2 separate regions of the Homo sapiens genome follow, and region 2 is linked to region 1. A link is a loop called in an ENCODE intact Hi-C map of the cell type or tissue named here. Cell type or tissue: Calu3. All regions are shown on one strand.

The links. Peaks named below come from ENCODE experiments on the same cell type or tissue, not always from the same donor. Only the 100,000 strongest peaks of a DNase experiment are listed, where the experiment ranks them.
Region 2: a loop joins it to region 1, with 2.9 times the contacts of the local background. A loop is called at or near these places in 5 of 110 quality-filtered maps.

The regions. Positions count from the first base shown.
Region 1 is chr1:216,029,877-216,037,876 of GRCh38, forward strand. All of the region lies in intron 32 of USH2A (usherin), which reads right to left. Among named protein-coding and RNA genes, the nearest start is that of USH2A-AS2, 39 kb to the right of the region's middle. In Calu3, no CTCF peak of the experiment used is centred here; a DNase peak (open chromatin) is centred at 4,855.
Region 2 is chr1:216,216,417-216,224,416 of GRCh38, forward strand. It overlaps USH2A (usherin), which reads right to left. Exons shown (of 72, transcript NM_206933.4): 15 at 971-1,134. All of the region lies in intron 2 of USH2A-AS1 (USH2A antisense RNA 1), which reads left to right. Among named protein-coding and RNA genes, the nearest start is that of USH2A-AS1, 27 kb to the left of the region's middle. In Calu3, a CTCF peak has its summit at 4,938 (motif pointing left); a DNase peak (open chromatin) is centred at 4,935.

The DNA.
Region 1 (8,000 bases):
TTCATCACAGCACTATTCATGATAGCAAAGACATGGAATCAACCTAAATGCCCATCACTGATAGAATGGTTAAAGAAAATGTGATAGATAGATAGAGAGAGATATAGATATATCATAGATATATAATATATGATATATATGATATATATCACAGATATATAATATATGGTATATATGATATATCACAGATATATAATATATGATATATATGATATACATCACAGATATATAATATATGGTATATATGATATACATAACAGATATATAATATATATGATATATAGATATACATAACAGATATATAATATATATGATATATAGATCTACATCACACATATATTATATATGATATATAGATATACATCACAGATATATAATATATATGATATATAGATATGTATCACAGATATATAATATATAAGATATATAGATATATATCACAGATATATAATATATATGATATATAGATATACATCACAGATATATAATATATATGATATATAGATATACATCACAGATATATATATGATATATAGATATATATCACAGACATATAATATATATGATATATAGATATATATCACAGACATATAATATATATGATATATAGATATATATCACAGATATATAAATGATATATAGATATATATCACAGATATATAAATGATATATAGATATATATCACAGATATATAAATGATATATAGATATATATCACAGATATATAAATGATATATAGATATATATCACAGATATATAATATATACGATATATATATATAAATCAAAATACACTGATAATATCAAATATACTGTTAAAGACATATTCAATTTAAGATAGCTATCAAGTATTGGGGTGAGTGAAAAAGAAGTTTTCTTTCCAGTTTCATGAATGAGTCATTCCTTGACTGAAAGAAGTGACCTGACCTTTCCTAGGTATTAATTTTTTTAATCTACAATACAGAGATACTATTTAGAAAAGAATTTGTAAAATTATCAAAGGAATTTTGTCCTTTAGGGAACCAAAGGATTTATATAGACTCTCTAAAAAACAATAAAAAAAAACTGACAAAAGACATGAGGAAAGAATACTTTGAATTTAATTTCTGCCTTTTTTTTCTTCTTGTATATCCAACACAACTGGATTCCCCTAATATCCCTGATATCTGTGTACTGGGCATTTCTCTATATCATTTACAGCTTTAGAGATTTTAATCCCTCTCTTCCTTTATTTTGAGAGAAAGGACATCCTCATAATCTGAGAATTCAGGGGCTGTTAATAATGGTATTCTCCTACAGTTTACTAAATTTCCTAAATCAGATAGAAAGACAAAGACCCTAAAGCTTATCCAGATGTGCTTTTATAATGATGTCACTAGGCTTTACCCCATAATTGAGCCCCCTATAAATATATGGTTGTAGGCTTAGTATCTACAGCAAGGTTAATGGAAATCTGCACCAAGGGTAAATACTTTAGCAGATTGTGTCATCAGGAAATATTTAAACACTATTTAAAAGGATTTAAAATAAGCAGATTTTATTTTACACTGACTAATGCATATAAATACAATACAATAGAGCTGTTAACAAATAAACATAATGCGTTTCTCTCCTCTCCTCATCCTTTTGCCATCTGTATTGTTAAGTCCAATTAGCTTCTTGCATTTAGTGTTCTAACCCACTTGTCCTTATGCCTGCTAAATGGAGAAAACAGCTACACAGACTCAGTCTTCGCTATGTTGAAGCAATGATATGTTCCAACTATGTGTTTTCTAAAGCACTGATTGTCTTGTGGTATTTCTGAAAATCCTTCAATGGTTCTCTCTTGCTTCAGAACAAAGTTCAAATATCTCAACATAACTTAGCACCTTTGATAATCTCAATCCCACCTTGCTTCTCACTATTGATTACTTACCCAGGGTGCACACTCATATTAAACTCTTCCCTCTTTAATTTTTGTGAAATGCGCATTAATAGTTCTGTGTCTAGTGACTACGCAACCATGGTCCTTATGTTTGCCTGTTCCTCAGTTCTTAAACTCGACTCTAAAGCCTGTGAACATTCTTCTGTGACACTTTATCTTCCACACTGGGTTGAACCCTTCTCTTTTGTTGTCACACATGTTACAGAATTTACCACAGGTTGGACAGCATTCTATTTAGTTTTATGTATTTCTGTCTAAGCAATTGAACTGGGAATGATTTGAGGAAGAATGACAGTATCTTAGTTTTATAAATAACTTCTAACCTCTGAGGTACATAGTACCTGCTCAACAAATATTTTCTGAGTTAAATTGAACATGAAGTTTAGAGACATGCTTTTTTTTTGCATGCAGAGGATGTTTTGCATTAAGAATATTTATGATGATATAACAATAATTTCCTTATTTCTGCGACTAATAGCATGGGTTGTTGATTATTTACCATTTTTAGAAGAGTTATGGGACCTATGCTAATCTTTTTATATGCACTATCACATTTAATTTTTATACTAAATCCCTAAAGTAGGTACTGTTGTTACCATTCTACCAGGAAACCAAGGCTTAGTAAGGTCACAGGGTAAGAACCATGCTTGAGTGATTCTGCTTCTGAACCTGTGGTAGGAAGAATTCTAAGAATGACTCCCAGTGACACACACCTATATACAATTTTCCCCCTTTGAGTGTGGGTGGAATCTGTGAATTTCATGAGATATCACACTTATGATTATCTTACCTTATATGGAGAAAAGGAAATGAATCCTGGTGGGTGCAAACTAACTACGAGCAATTTAAAGCAGAGTGTTTTCTCCAGCTGGAGGCAAAAGTCAGAGAGATTTGAAGCATGAGGGGGACTGGATATCCTCCATCATTGAGATGGAGGGAGCCATGTGAAAGGACCTGAGGTGGCCCCTAGAAGCTGATAGCAGCTCATGACTGACAGGCAACATGGAAACAGGGACCTTGGCCTTACCACTGCAAGAAACTGAATTCAGCCAGCAACCTGAATGAGTCTAGAAGTGAATTATTTCCCAGAGCCTTCAGATGAGAGCCCAAACTGCCCCAACTCTTGATTTTGGCCTTGTAAAGCCCTAATTACGAACCCAATTAAATCCACCCAAATTTCTGATTTACAGAACTTTGAGTTAGTACAAGGTATTGCTTTAATACCTTCACTCCCAGGCCTGGCCCATAACAATCTGCCATGATGATCTCTCAATCTTCTTCCTCATCTGCTGTAGCAATGGAAATAACTCCAGAGCTCCCTTGGAAGTCATGTGTTAAATAAGACAGAATCTGAATCTGCATCTGCCTGCATTCCTGAATGACTGTGCAGAAAAAGGAAACTCTGTGGACCAAACTTTGTATGCACTCAATGCTAAGTGAACAAGAAATAAACTTTTATTGTGTTTTCACTATTAAAAACTATCATCTCTCTGTATGTATATGTGTGTATGCTTATAACATCTAGGTTATTCTAACAAATATAGAGAAGGTTTTATAAGATCTGAGAACTCAAGGAAGACAATGATTCAGCCATGTAAAGAACTGGGGAAAGTAAATTCCAGTCAGAGTGAACAGAAAGTTCAAAAGTCTGCATGTAGGAAAAGGCATGTGGTATTTCACAAAACAAACCAACAGAAATAGAAAACCAATGTAGTGTTGTAGAAATAAATGAGAATAAAAGAATGATATAAGGCTAAGAAAGTAGATAGGAGCCAGGTGATAAGTGTAATAGGGCAACAGCAGTTTGGATTTTAAGACTGGATGTGCAGATCTCTTGAGCTCAGGAGTTCAAGACCAGCCTGGGCAACATGGTGAAACCTCATCTCTACAAAAATTAGCCAGGTGTAGTGGCATGCACCTGTGGCCCCAGCTACTCGGGAGGCAAGAGGATCATTTGAGCCCAAGAGGTCGAGGCTGCAGTGAGCTGTGAATGCGCCACTGCACTCCATCCAGCCTGGGTGACACAGGAAGACCCTGTCTTAAAACAAGAACAGCAAAAAAGTTTGGATGTGAAGGATGAAGGAGGAGTAATCAAAGATTAATGCTGGGTTTTTGTTTGGGAAAAAGAATGAATAGTGTTACTTTTCCCAAAGATAAAAAACTCAGAAAAAAGAGCACATTGGTAGGATGTGGCAGATAAAATAAATTCAGTTTTAAGGAGTTGGAGTAAAAACACTTGTAGCAGGAGTGCCCAATATGCAGTGAGAAAAATGTTCATGGCTTAGGAAAAATATCTGAAGACAAGGACTACTGAGTTTTCAAAGGGAGATTGTGTGGAATGTTTCAAGAGGAATCCTGGGGGAAACCAACATTTGTGCGTGGAAGAAAATGAGGAAGAGATCACACCAGAGCTTGAACAGTAATAGGGAAAATTGAGAAGGTGAGGTATCACAGACACCAAGAGAAGAATGTTCTGAGATGGAGGAATCATCAATAAAACATCATGAATTATACAACCTCCACTCTGTCCCTGAATTGGAGACTACCAGAACATTGACAATCTAGGTGAGAACAGTTTCAACTGAGTGGCAAAGTAGTTGTGGAGTCAATGGAGGTGTAGTGGATTGAATTTTGTCCTCCCAAAAGGTATCTCCATGTTTTAACTCCCTGTACATGTGAATGTCACCTCATTTGAAAATAAGGTATTTGCAGATGTCATGAAGTTAAGTTGAGGTCATACTGAAAGACGGGGAGCCCTAAATTGAATATGACTGTTATCCTTAGAGGAGGAGAGAACTTTAGAAGAAGGGAAAACACTATGTAATGATACAAGCAGAGATTGGGGTGACGCAACTGCAAGCCACTGACTGCCAGGATACCACTGACTGACAGACACCTGCCAGAAACCACTGACTGTCAGAATACCACTGACTGCCAGAAACCACTGGAGGGCGGGATAGGCAAGGAAGGATTCTCCCCTACAGTTTTCAGAGAGACAATGGGCCTACTGATACCTTCATTTCAAACTTCTAGCCTCTCAAACTTCAAGAGAATACATTTCTATTGTGTTAAGGCATCCCATTTTGGGTATTGTATTAAGCAGCACTAGGAAACTAATCACTCCTATAAAGAATCAAAGAAAGCAAGCCAGGGAAGTAAGAGATGTGATTGTGAAGATGCAAAAAGTAAGGCTGGGAGCATTCCAGATGGAATTGATTATCACCTTTTCTAAATATTTTCATTACTGTCATGGGCCATATCCATCTTAAAACTGATTGTGAACACACACCTTAAATTCTCTAATATGTTTTAGGTATTTCAGGAAAGTTTTAGAATGTTATTAATCACAGCATCAAATGCACAGCACTAGAGTTACACGTTGAATTGTGTTCTCCCCAAAATTCATATGTTGAAGTCCTAGCCTCTAGAACTGCAGTTGTAATTAGCTCAGATGAGCTCAACAAGGTGGGCCCAAATCCAATATGACTAGTGTCCTTATAAAAAGGAGAAATTTGTACACAGATAAGCACACAGGGAAAACATTATGTGAAGATGATGGCAGAGATTGGGATGATTCATATACAATCAAGAAATGCCAAATATCGCCAGCAAACAACCAAAACAAGGAGAGAGGGATGAAACAGATTCCTCCTCATAGCCTTCAGAAGAAACCAGTCTTGCCAATATCTTGATCTGGGACTCCCTGTCTCTAGAAGTGTGAGACAGTCAATTTCTGTTGTTTAAGCCATCTAGTTTGTGTTACTTTGTTACAATAGTCTTAGCAAGCTAAAACACATAATTGAGCAACAAATATTTGTATATATTTGCTATATATTGGATGATTAAATGAAAAATCCTAAGCTACAGGAAAGCCTACCTCAATAAAATTGTTTACCAAGTTTAGCATGTTAATTATATCCAAATTATGCATTGGTATTTATTGTTATTTTCTCTAAAATATTAATTTACTGAGTCTCAGTGTTTTTTCAACTTAATTCATTTAAACTCAATTCAGTGAGTTTGTTGGATGCCAGTTGGGTCCTTATTCCTATGTGAGATATTACAGAAATTTTGAAAATAAATAATGGCATAATAACTGTAACCAATGCACTTACATTCTTATTTTTAATCAAGATTTACTCCTTTGAAAATAAGTCAATATTGCAAGATAGAATGTGTCCAAATGACAAATGTGTAGGAATTTGATATGGAAGAGTCTATGAGTCAAATGAAGATGTGGGAATTGAGGTAGATCATCAAATATACATAACGTTTTGATGGTGGTAGATAGTGCTAGAGGTCATCTATGGTATTGGCTAGAAGGAAATTAGTAAGACGATCAACCTGATTAAATATAAGGTGAAGACTAGGGAAAACTAGAGATAAGTATTAATGGTTAAGTGTAGTCAGGTTCCCGAAATTTCTTTCCTTTCTATCAATTTTATCACATATATTAAAATTGGGAATAACATTACAAAAAGAATCTGACTTCTAATATCCAAACTGTAGAGAATTTAAAAGATTGAACGACTCTCAAGGAAAAGAAAAAAAAGCAATACCAGACTCCCATTATTAAGAGATAATCACTATTAGTATTTTGGTATATGTCCATATGGGGACATACCTATATATGTATATGTACACATCCATGTATATGTATCTATGTATATACACATATATTTTAACGAATTAGACTCAAATATGTGTAAAATATTTGTTGTTATTATCTTTCCAAATTAAATATTTTTCTACAGCATCATAAACTTTATGGTCACACAACATTACATTGTTGGAAACTCAGAATGGTTTATATGGTTTGTTTGTTGCTAGTGTACACGGGTCAGTGACTTCATGTGCTAAATTCTAATTGCACAGATGAAGCATTTCTATAATTATTTTCTAGATCTGAACTTGGAGAAAGAGGTAGATGTTTCAGTTTGCAAATTTTCCAATGGCTTTCTGGAAGACAGGAATTTAACAACTAACAACATCTTAGCAATTGCCTGTAGATCAGAGGGTTCTGAATGTAGGTACAGGAACACAAAAAATTGTTGTACTGATTTACTCTCCCTCCTATATCTCTAAGAAAAAGACAGTGACAAAAGAGAACATATAAGGGAACTACAAAAATTTCATGGAAAATGGAATTAAAAAATAAAAATATAACCTTTGTTTCTCAACATAAGCTCAATCAAGGTCAAGACATTTTTGTAAGTGATGATACCAGCCACTTAGTCCATCTCTGAATAACTGACTGTTCTGGGAATTTAACCATGTCAATGCAGTCTTTTTTACATTATTAACTGAAGAAAAATGGGTGCTCCTTAAAGATTTTTTTAAGATTAGGAAACGAAAAGAAGTCAGAAGGAACCAAATCAGAACTGTAAGATCCTAATGATTTTCCGTGAAAACTGTCATACAATTTCTCATGTTCAATGAGAGGAATGAGCAGGGGCATCATCATGGTGAAGAAGGACTCTAGTGAAGCTGTCCTGGGCATTTTAATGCTAAAGCTTTGGCTAACATTCTCAAAACACTGTCATCATTAGCAGATGTTATTGTTTTTTGGTCCTCCAGAAAACCAACAAGCAAAATGCCTCAAGCATCCCCAAAAAACTTTTGCCATGACCTTTGCTCTTGACTGGTCCACTTTTGCTTTGAGTGAACCACTTCCACCTCTTAGTAGCCATTGCTTTGATTGTTCTTTGTTTTCAGGATTGTACTGGTAAAGCCATATTTCAACTCCTATTACAATTATTTGATAAAATGTTTCAGGATATTGATTCCACCTGTTTAAAATTTCCATTGAAAGCTCTGCTCTTGTCTGTAGCTGATCTGGGTGCAACAGTTTTGGCACCCACTAAGTAGAAAGTTCACTCAACTTTTTTTTAACTTTTATTTTAAGTTTAGGGGTACAAGGGCAGGCTTGTTACATAGGTAACCTTGTGTCATGGGGGTTTGGTGTACAGATTATTTCATCACCCAGGTATTAAGTCTAGTACCCATTAGTTTTTTTTTTTTCCTAATCCTCTCCCTCCTGCTACCCTCCACCTCTGAAAAGCCCCAGTATGTGTAGTT
Region 2 (8,000 bases), 190 kb after region 1:
CCCATTACTTATCTTTCTCCCTCCCCCCTTAAATGTAGATAGCAGAGTTCCAGGCATGCTGGTTTGTGATGATCTGTCATGACTTGTGGCGTTTCCTATCATTGTGACTCATGACAGTCTCAGGACACCCCAAGGAGAATATGCATAGCACAATATGTTGTAGAGGGCTCCTACCACATGTTCCCAGCAGGCATTTCTTAGGGATTCTGGAAAGGGTAAGGATGTATGATCTTGAAGTAAATATAGGAAAACGGTCAATATGTTATGAAATTGTAGAACTGCAGGTGACCTTGTGAGGTCAATTCAAGGTACTGAAAAGCGATGTTGAAAAGTCAAAAGATACTTACATGTAATCTTAGGCTTTAAGGAATTAAAAATATAAATGTGAGAGATATTTAAATGAGTGAAACTTAAAGTAGAAAGAAACATGAATTATGGGATGAATAATATGCGTGACGAATGATACTAATTATTACAATATCGATAAACAACTAATGGTATAATACTGCCCACAAAATTTGGGGGATGGAAGAATATCAAACATATAATAAACAAGAATTCACCCTTTATTTGTCAAAAAAAAATAACTTACCTGGAAATGTCTTTGTGTCGGTGACCAACTGTTTTGGTTTAACCAATATAGTCCTGATTTTACCATTAAAAGTCTTGTGTCCTGGGAAGACCCTTGGTCTGGGAAAACCTAGGACTTTAATCACCTCATTGTTGATTTCACTCCAAAAAACTATTGTAAATTTCCCACCATGAACATAATTATATTACCATTTCCAATTGTCTAATCAAGGAAAAGCAGACATATTTCATTCAGTGTATTTTTTTCCATCTCTTACCTACGTTCTTCACATTGTACTAAGCCTTTCTGATGGGTTCTAAATGGAGAAAGAAAACAATGAGATGCAGTCCCCTGTATGATGCTGCTTCACACACCAGCACTGAACCAGAGTTCACTTACTTTTGCTGCAACCCAATAGATTGTTGACATCCAAGTGGCTTGCACTGGGAACACAAGCATCACACTTTGAGCCAGTGACAAATTGTTTACAGAAACACTGGCCTGTGACCAAGTGACAGGTTTCATTCAAGGCTCCTGAGAGATGACAATTACAAGGCTGACATCTGAAAACAAGGCAAATAAACCATCAAAGAGAATAGTGTTTTGATTAATAATTCATAGTATAAGTTACACCTACCAATAGCATTGTAGAGTAAGACGGCTTGTTTTAGCCAATATATTGAAAAGAATGCTTGAGCTAAACAAACAAAGAATCAACATAAAATAAAGGAAAATAGAAAAGATCTTTATAAAACTACTGTTCCTGGTAAAACCCGTATAAAGCTTTCTCTTTATAAACTAATTAATAGCAAAAAAAGATATTATATTGCTTTTTTACATCCCACAATATATCTTATGGATTAGTTTGAATCCAGTTGTTCAATTAAGAATGCTGTAAATTTTGCTTTTACAAAAGCAGTGTTCCTGTCAGCTAAACATTTAGATTAGGTACCCATAAAATTATCTTTTCAAGTGACTCTCCAATTGCGAAATAGAAAATCAGGGGTAAATCATTGCTCTCCCTAAAAATCTTAAAATTCTATAGTTAGTTCGATGAAGACTAAATTTCACTAAGAAAATTGCTTGAGAAAGACAGGTTCAAATATTTTTGATGCCTTAATATGGGTTATATTTCATTTTCTGTTTTATGAACTAAACTTAGTTATCCATAATGGTTGGAGAATACAGCATTATTCTGATTTATGAAAAGATGCTAATGACATAAATATAGTAAGATAACTTTAGTGCAACTTAAATTTCTTGGACCCAAAGTTGCTTGTAAAAATACCAGTAGTGGCATTTTGCCATGATAGAAACTAAAACTTGTTTCTTCACAGTGAATTATTCAAACATGTAGCCTATGCCAATGGCACTAATTAGGATAAGCAACGTTGGTGCCATGAGGTATTAGAGAAGCAAAACAGCACATGTAAGAAGACCACTCACCATTTAAAAGGTACTCTCCTTGTGGTACGTTTAAAACAACATCAAATGGATTCACCTATATATTCTAATAAAGATGCTGAACGGATGGAGTTACTTTTCCCCACTGCCATTTTTACAGTGTGATCTCTTGGGTAATCATTCAACACCCTTAAAAAGGCTGATAAAAGCTAAGACTGCCAAATAAGCTGCAAATTTGTTTTATGGACTAATATCCCCTTGGGAATAAATAAAGTACAGTTTTTCTTGAAAACCACTGTACTGTAGTTTGCCGTTTTTATGGTCATGATAAAAGGACATTTTCCCCCTTCAAACAACTATATTAGGTCTTTTATCTATACACATTACATCAGAATTCCATTTCAAATAGATGTTTTGTTTAGGTTAAGTTTTAGAGCTGAAGAAAATTATGTATTATAATTAAAATGGAATTATAGATGCAAAAATACTTGATTTGCTCTTAATTTCTTTATAGGCTATTATGTAGAGTCTATTGTTTATAGGCTTTTAATATAATATTAGTGAGCATAAACAATAAGAGAAAAGCTTCTCTCAATGTATGTGTGTGTGTGTGTGTGTGTATATATGTATGTGTAACTGCACCACTCATGAATAAGTGTCTCTTGAGTATTTCAGTTTTTATTACCATTCACTCATGAGACAATCACACTTATTTTACATACAGTACATTTAGAGTAATAGCTTCCAATGTATAACATAATTCCGTTCCTTGATGTAGTTCTATTTTCTTCCAGCCAAAGCACGCAATGTTTTGAGCAATTAAATGTGTCTATTCTTGATTTTATAGTCTCTTATCCAAGCCATTGTTATAGTCAACTTATCTGACTTGTTATAATCACTTGACTTCAGTAAGAGAGAATTTTTCCTAAATGAAGTTCACAAGCGAAGACTTTTCTGAAAATTGTAGTTTGTTTTTACCCCAAAGGACACAGGGATAATTTTGTAATTAAGGATTAAGCAAAATGATTCCTTTAGATTTCTCAGCCACTCAAATATAATTTTAAACACTTCCAAGACTCTTTAGCAAATAAGCTACAAATTTGATGTCATTTTATAAGTTATCCCTCCTCAAGAGTACCTCCTAAATGAAATATATTTCACATTTATTAAAACAAAATTATACATAATAAAGGAAAAGACATTTTAAGCTTAGAAAGAGAAACACCAAACTAAGATGAATTGCAATATTGATTTTGCCAGGATAAATGGTTTTTGTAATATTAATATAAAGAAACCTTTATTACACTGACTCTCTTGGTACAGCCAGAGCTTCTCCCGCAATCTGTTTAAAATCTTCATTTTTCATCCTTATGGGAAAACCTCGCTTGCTAAATGGATTTCATAAAGAGTAATCTGTCAAGATTTATATAGATAAACAATTTGTGATGTTTATTGACCAGTTCATTATGGTAAACAAAACAGGAGTAAAGCATCACTAATCTCTGCCAGCACTTTGCTATGATAGTTCTCTTTGGACCCTTACATAACTCAGTATTTGCTGGTTACAATGGGAAAGAAGTTGGCCTCTGTCTCCTACATCACAAATTTCATATACCTTCCTTTCTTAGGAATTTCTTCCAGTTGTGGAAACAGTGAGAGAAATGGTTATCCTAATTATTACTGTTGAAACCTAACTATTAATGAAAGGAATATGTTTCAGTAATGCACATCATTGTCAGAAAATTCATCATCTGAGGGAGAACTGCTGTAGGAGGCCCAGAGATATATCCCAAGATATATAGGTCAATTTATTGACATTTCTCTTTGTACACCCCTCCTCTCTATGGGGCCTCAGCTCATGGGTACTATCAAATTGATTTAAATATTGATTGACATAAATAACATTCATTGAGGGCCAGCTATGTTCCAGGACTGGAATAAACATCAAGGATGTAGAGATGAATCTTATAGAATTGCCCCGGTCCTCAAGGAGCTCACAATCTCGTATGCAAGAAAAAACGGAAACAGCATTAATAAAGATGTATCCAGACTCTAAAGGTCCAGAAAAGGGGCAACTTAACTAGTCTGGTAGCAGAAGAAGGGATGGGAAGGGTAATTTTAAGTAGAAGTCTTGGAGGAGATGCTTGGGCTGAACGTTAAAAGATGAGTAGAAATAAGCCAGGGAAGTCGGGGAGGGGCAAAAATAGAGAAAAAAAAGAAAAAGCAGAAGAGGGTATGAAATTGCAAGCACCTCAGTACTCCTGGATGTAAATTCATAATGAGAAATGGTGATAGATAAACCTGGAAAGGTGAGCAGAAGTAAGATAATGCTACCTTGGGGCAGTGGCAAGGAGCAATGGAAATGAGTAGGATAGACCTGAGAAATGTTAAGTAAAATTGGTAGAATGGGAGGCCGAATTGAAAAGAGAAGGGAGGATAGGTATAAAGTTACTCCCGGTCTTCTAACTTGCTAATGGGGATGATGAAGACATCATTCAACATAAAGAACGAAGGAGAAAGAGATCTCCAATTGCTAAGGGATTTTAGATAAGGATTATTAATAAACAAAAGAGAATGAGACTTCAAGGCAAATTGGAGAAATTCGGCAGAGTTTTTTTGTTTGTTTTTGTCTTAGTTTTTTCCATCAGTCCCTAACACAAAGGCTAGCACACAGTAAGGATTCAGTAAATATTGTCGGATACAGGAATTAATAGTGAATAAAGCACCAGGGAAGCTTTAGACTTAGGATAGGACACCGGAGATTAATCCAAACATGGTTTGTAGCTCTAGTAACAAGTTAGCTCTTTTGAGCCCCTTTTTATTGGCTTAACTCTGTCCCCCTGGCTAACCTCACTCCCAGGGAATGGACAGTTTTCTTTAAGAGCTGGTATCTGTTCAGATTCTCTTAAACCAGTGTTCTCAGTTCACAGAATTCGGTGAGTGCTACAGTGCCCTCTAGAGGAGTTTGGTTTTCCCCGATTAACAGAGGAGCTGTGGTTTCATTGAGCTTCTTAGTTTCGCTTTAGTTACAGACTACTAACAGCATCTGAATTCTCTTGGAGATGGAATCAGAATTATAGGAGAGGGATTTGAGGCTTGGGCATCCACGCTGTGTGAACTGAAAGCCATATTTACATGGCTTATTGAACAAGGAAATACGAGTGCCTCATCTGAAAGGGAGACGTTAACAGTGTGCAACCCCACCCTCTTTGGTGAATTTCCCAGGCACAAATAGAGAAACTCATAAAAGCTGGACCAGGGGCAGTGACTCCCTTGCATCCATGCAATAGTGACAGCTAAGTCCAGGCAGCTTGCTCAGCAAGGTTCTGATCTGAGAACACTGTCTCTTTCTCCTTTGTTGACACTCCACATATTTATGCAAATAACTAAATAACTTTCAGATATGATAGCAGAATCAAATTTTTAAAGTGCTCACAGATAGAAGAGAGATTTCACTTATTCTCTATGGTCTCAGAAGGCATAAATAAGACTAGGCAAGAAAGTCAAAAGACTGCAACTTTTTGGTCAATATAAATAATATATTTCTATTTGTTGAAGAATTACAGCTGTTTGAAATAAACATGAGCTACTTCATGAGACAGTGAGCTCCTTTTAGTTCCATGTTTTGGAGCAGAAGCTGAATGGCCATTCACCAGTTTTTCTGAAAAGGTGATTTACGCAGAGAAATGTATAGGGTAGAGTTTAACCAAAATTACTTTTAAGGTTCTTTCCCAGTCTATAAAGTTATGATTCTATTATGCTTAGTGAGACTAATTTGTCCAAGGTGACAGTAAATCTAGTTACAAGGTCAGCAATCTTTATCTATAAAGGATGAGATAGTAAATATTTTAGGCTTTGCAGGCCATATGAGCTCTATTGTAACTCAACTCTGCTGCTGTAGCAGGAAAGCAACCACAGAAAATATGTAAAGAATTAACATTGGTGTGCTCTAATAAAACTCTATTTACATAAACATGTGGCTGACCCCCAGGCTATAGATTGCTGAACTCTGGTAGAGCAGGTCATATTATGCCCACGCCAACAATATCCAAGTTCTAATCCTCCAAACTTGTGAATGTTACCTTACTTGGTAAAAGGAATTTTGCAGATGTGGTTAAGGATTTTGAGATGGGGAGATTATCCTGGATTATCCAAGAATGCCCAATGTAATCTACGGTCCTTATAAAGGAAGGCAGGAGGGTAAGAGTCAGAGAGAAAACATGTAAGGACATAAGCAGAGGTCCAAGGAAACACTGCTCTGCTGGCTTTGAAAATGAAGGAAGGAGCCATGAGCTAAAGAATGTACGATGGGTGCGGTGGCTCACGCCTGTAATCCCAGCACTTTGGGAGGCCAAGGCGGGCAGATCACCTGAGGTTGGGAGTTTGAAACCAGCCTGACCAACATGGAGAAACCCTGTCTCTATTAAAAATACAAAATTAGCTGGGGGTGGTGCTGCATGCTTGTAATCACAGCTACTCGGGAGGCTGAGGCAGGAGAATCATTTGAACCCAGGAGGCGGAGGTTGTGGTGAGCCGAGATTGCACCATTGCACTCCAGCCTGGGCAACAAGAGCAAAACTCCATCTCAGAAAAAAAAAAAAAAAAAAAGATTGTAGGTTGCCTCTAAAAGCTGGGAAAATCAAGGAAATGTTTTTTTTTTTCCTAGAATCTCCATAAGAAACACAGGCCTGATTTTAGCCTAGTGAAACTCATTTAGAGCCTCTGATTTCCAGAACTATAAGATAATAAAAATTCATGTTGTTTTAAGCCACTGAGTTTGAGATAATTTATTCCACCAATAATAGGAAGCTACTGTATCTGGTCTAGTGGAAAAGACAAAACTGAAACCTGGATATCCTGATGTCCAGTTGCATGTTATTCCTATTACATCACGTTGAATAAATGCTACTAATATATAAAAACTGATACTTCTTATCAGATCATATATCATCTATACTAAGAGAGAATATATAGTTTGGCAGCCATAGGAGATTGCAAAAATCACAACTCTTCACCTTTCCCTCTGTGCAGGTCCTTTGCAGCTAACTGTATAATTAGTTCTACTCATCAAAAGGAGAGTCTGTTTATTCCCCACCACTTCCAAACATGGTTAAGCCTCGTGCCTTGCTTTGGCCAGTAGAATAAGGTAAAAGTAACATCCTGACGGTTCGGGCCTCAAGTGTCTTTGCATGCTTCTGCTTTCTTTCTTGGAAATCTGCCACTGCCTTGTGAGAAAGCCCTGCCTTGGCTGCCAGATGATGACAGGCTTGTGGCCCATTTACCCTGTCACCCCAGATGACAGCCAGCTGTCTGACAAAGAGTCACTGAGGAGAGGGAATCTATGAGGCACACTCCCTAATTTTTCCATTATCACACCATAAAAGGAAATCAGTTGACAAGGAAGTTATCTGCTTTCATCTGAAGTCATTGACCTGGTTCTCAGAGAAAAGACCAATTGAGATCAATCGGATAAAGGCCTGTGAAAAGATTACTGGACCAAATCTATAACCTAGTGCTGAAATGTAGAACATTTGCAGTAAAACCAAAAATAATCTGGGCATAGAAGAACTTCCCTGTATTTTATGCTCCAGAAGTCTGAGCCTTTATTCTCCCTAACCAGCCTTGGTGTCCTACCCTCTATGGACAACTTCAGTGTGTGTCAGCTAGTAAATGGGACAAATAGTGATACCACTAACTCCTTAAGGCTTAAAACAAGGTAACATAGAATATAGAGAGGGTATATCATTAGGGAAGAAACTTTTGGGGGTTGTGATGTGTGGTTGTTATGTAAGAAAACTGTGGGGTACCAGATGAACTGGAGCAGTCCTGGGGGCTATGGGGGAGAGTAGTCATAGTCACAGGTCAACTTGAGGACAGTGCCAGTAAGTGCAGGGTGTCAAATATGGGTCTCCACTACCAACTGAGATGAATTAAATATGGCCCATTTTTGTCTCATTGTTTTTGGGTTAGACAAACACTATATACTTTTTTGCATTATTGATTTTTCAGTGGGCAGATTTTTTTT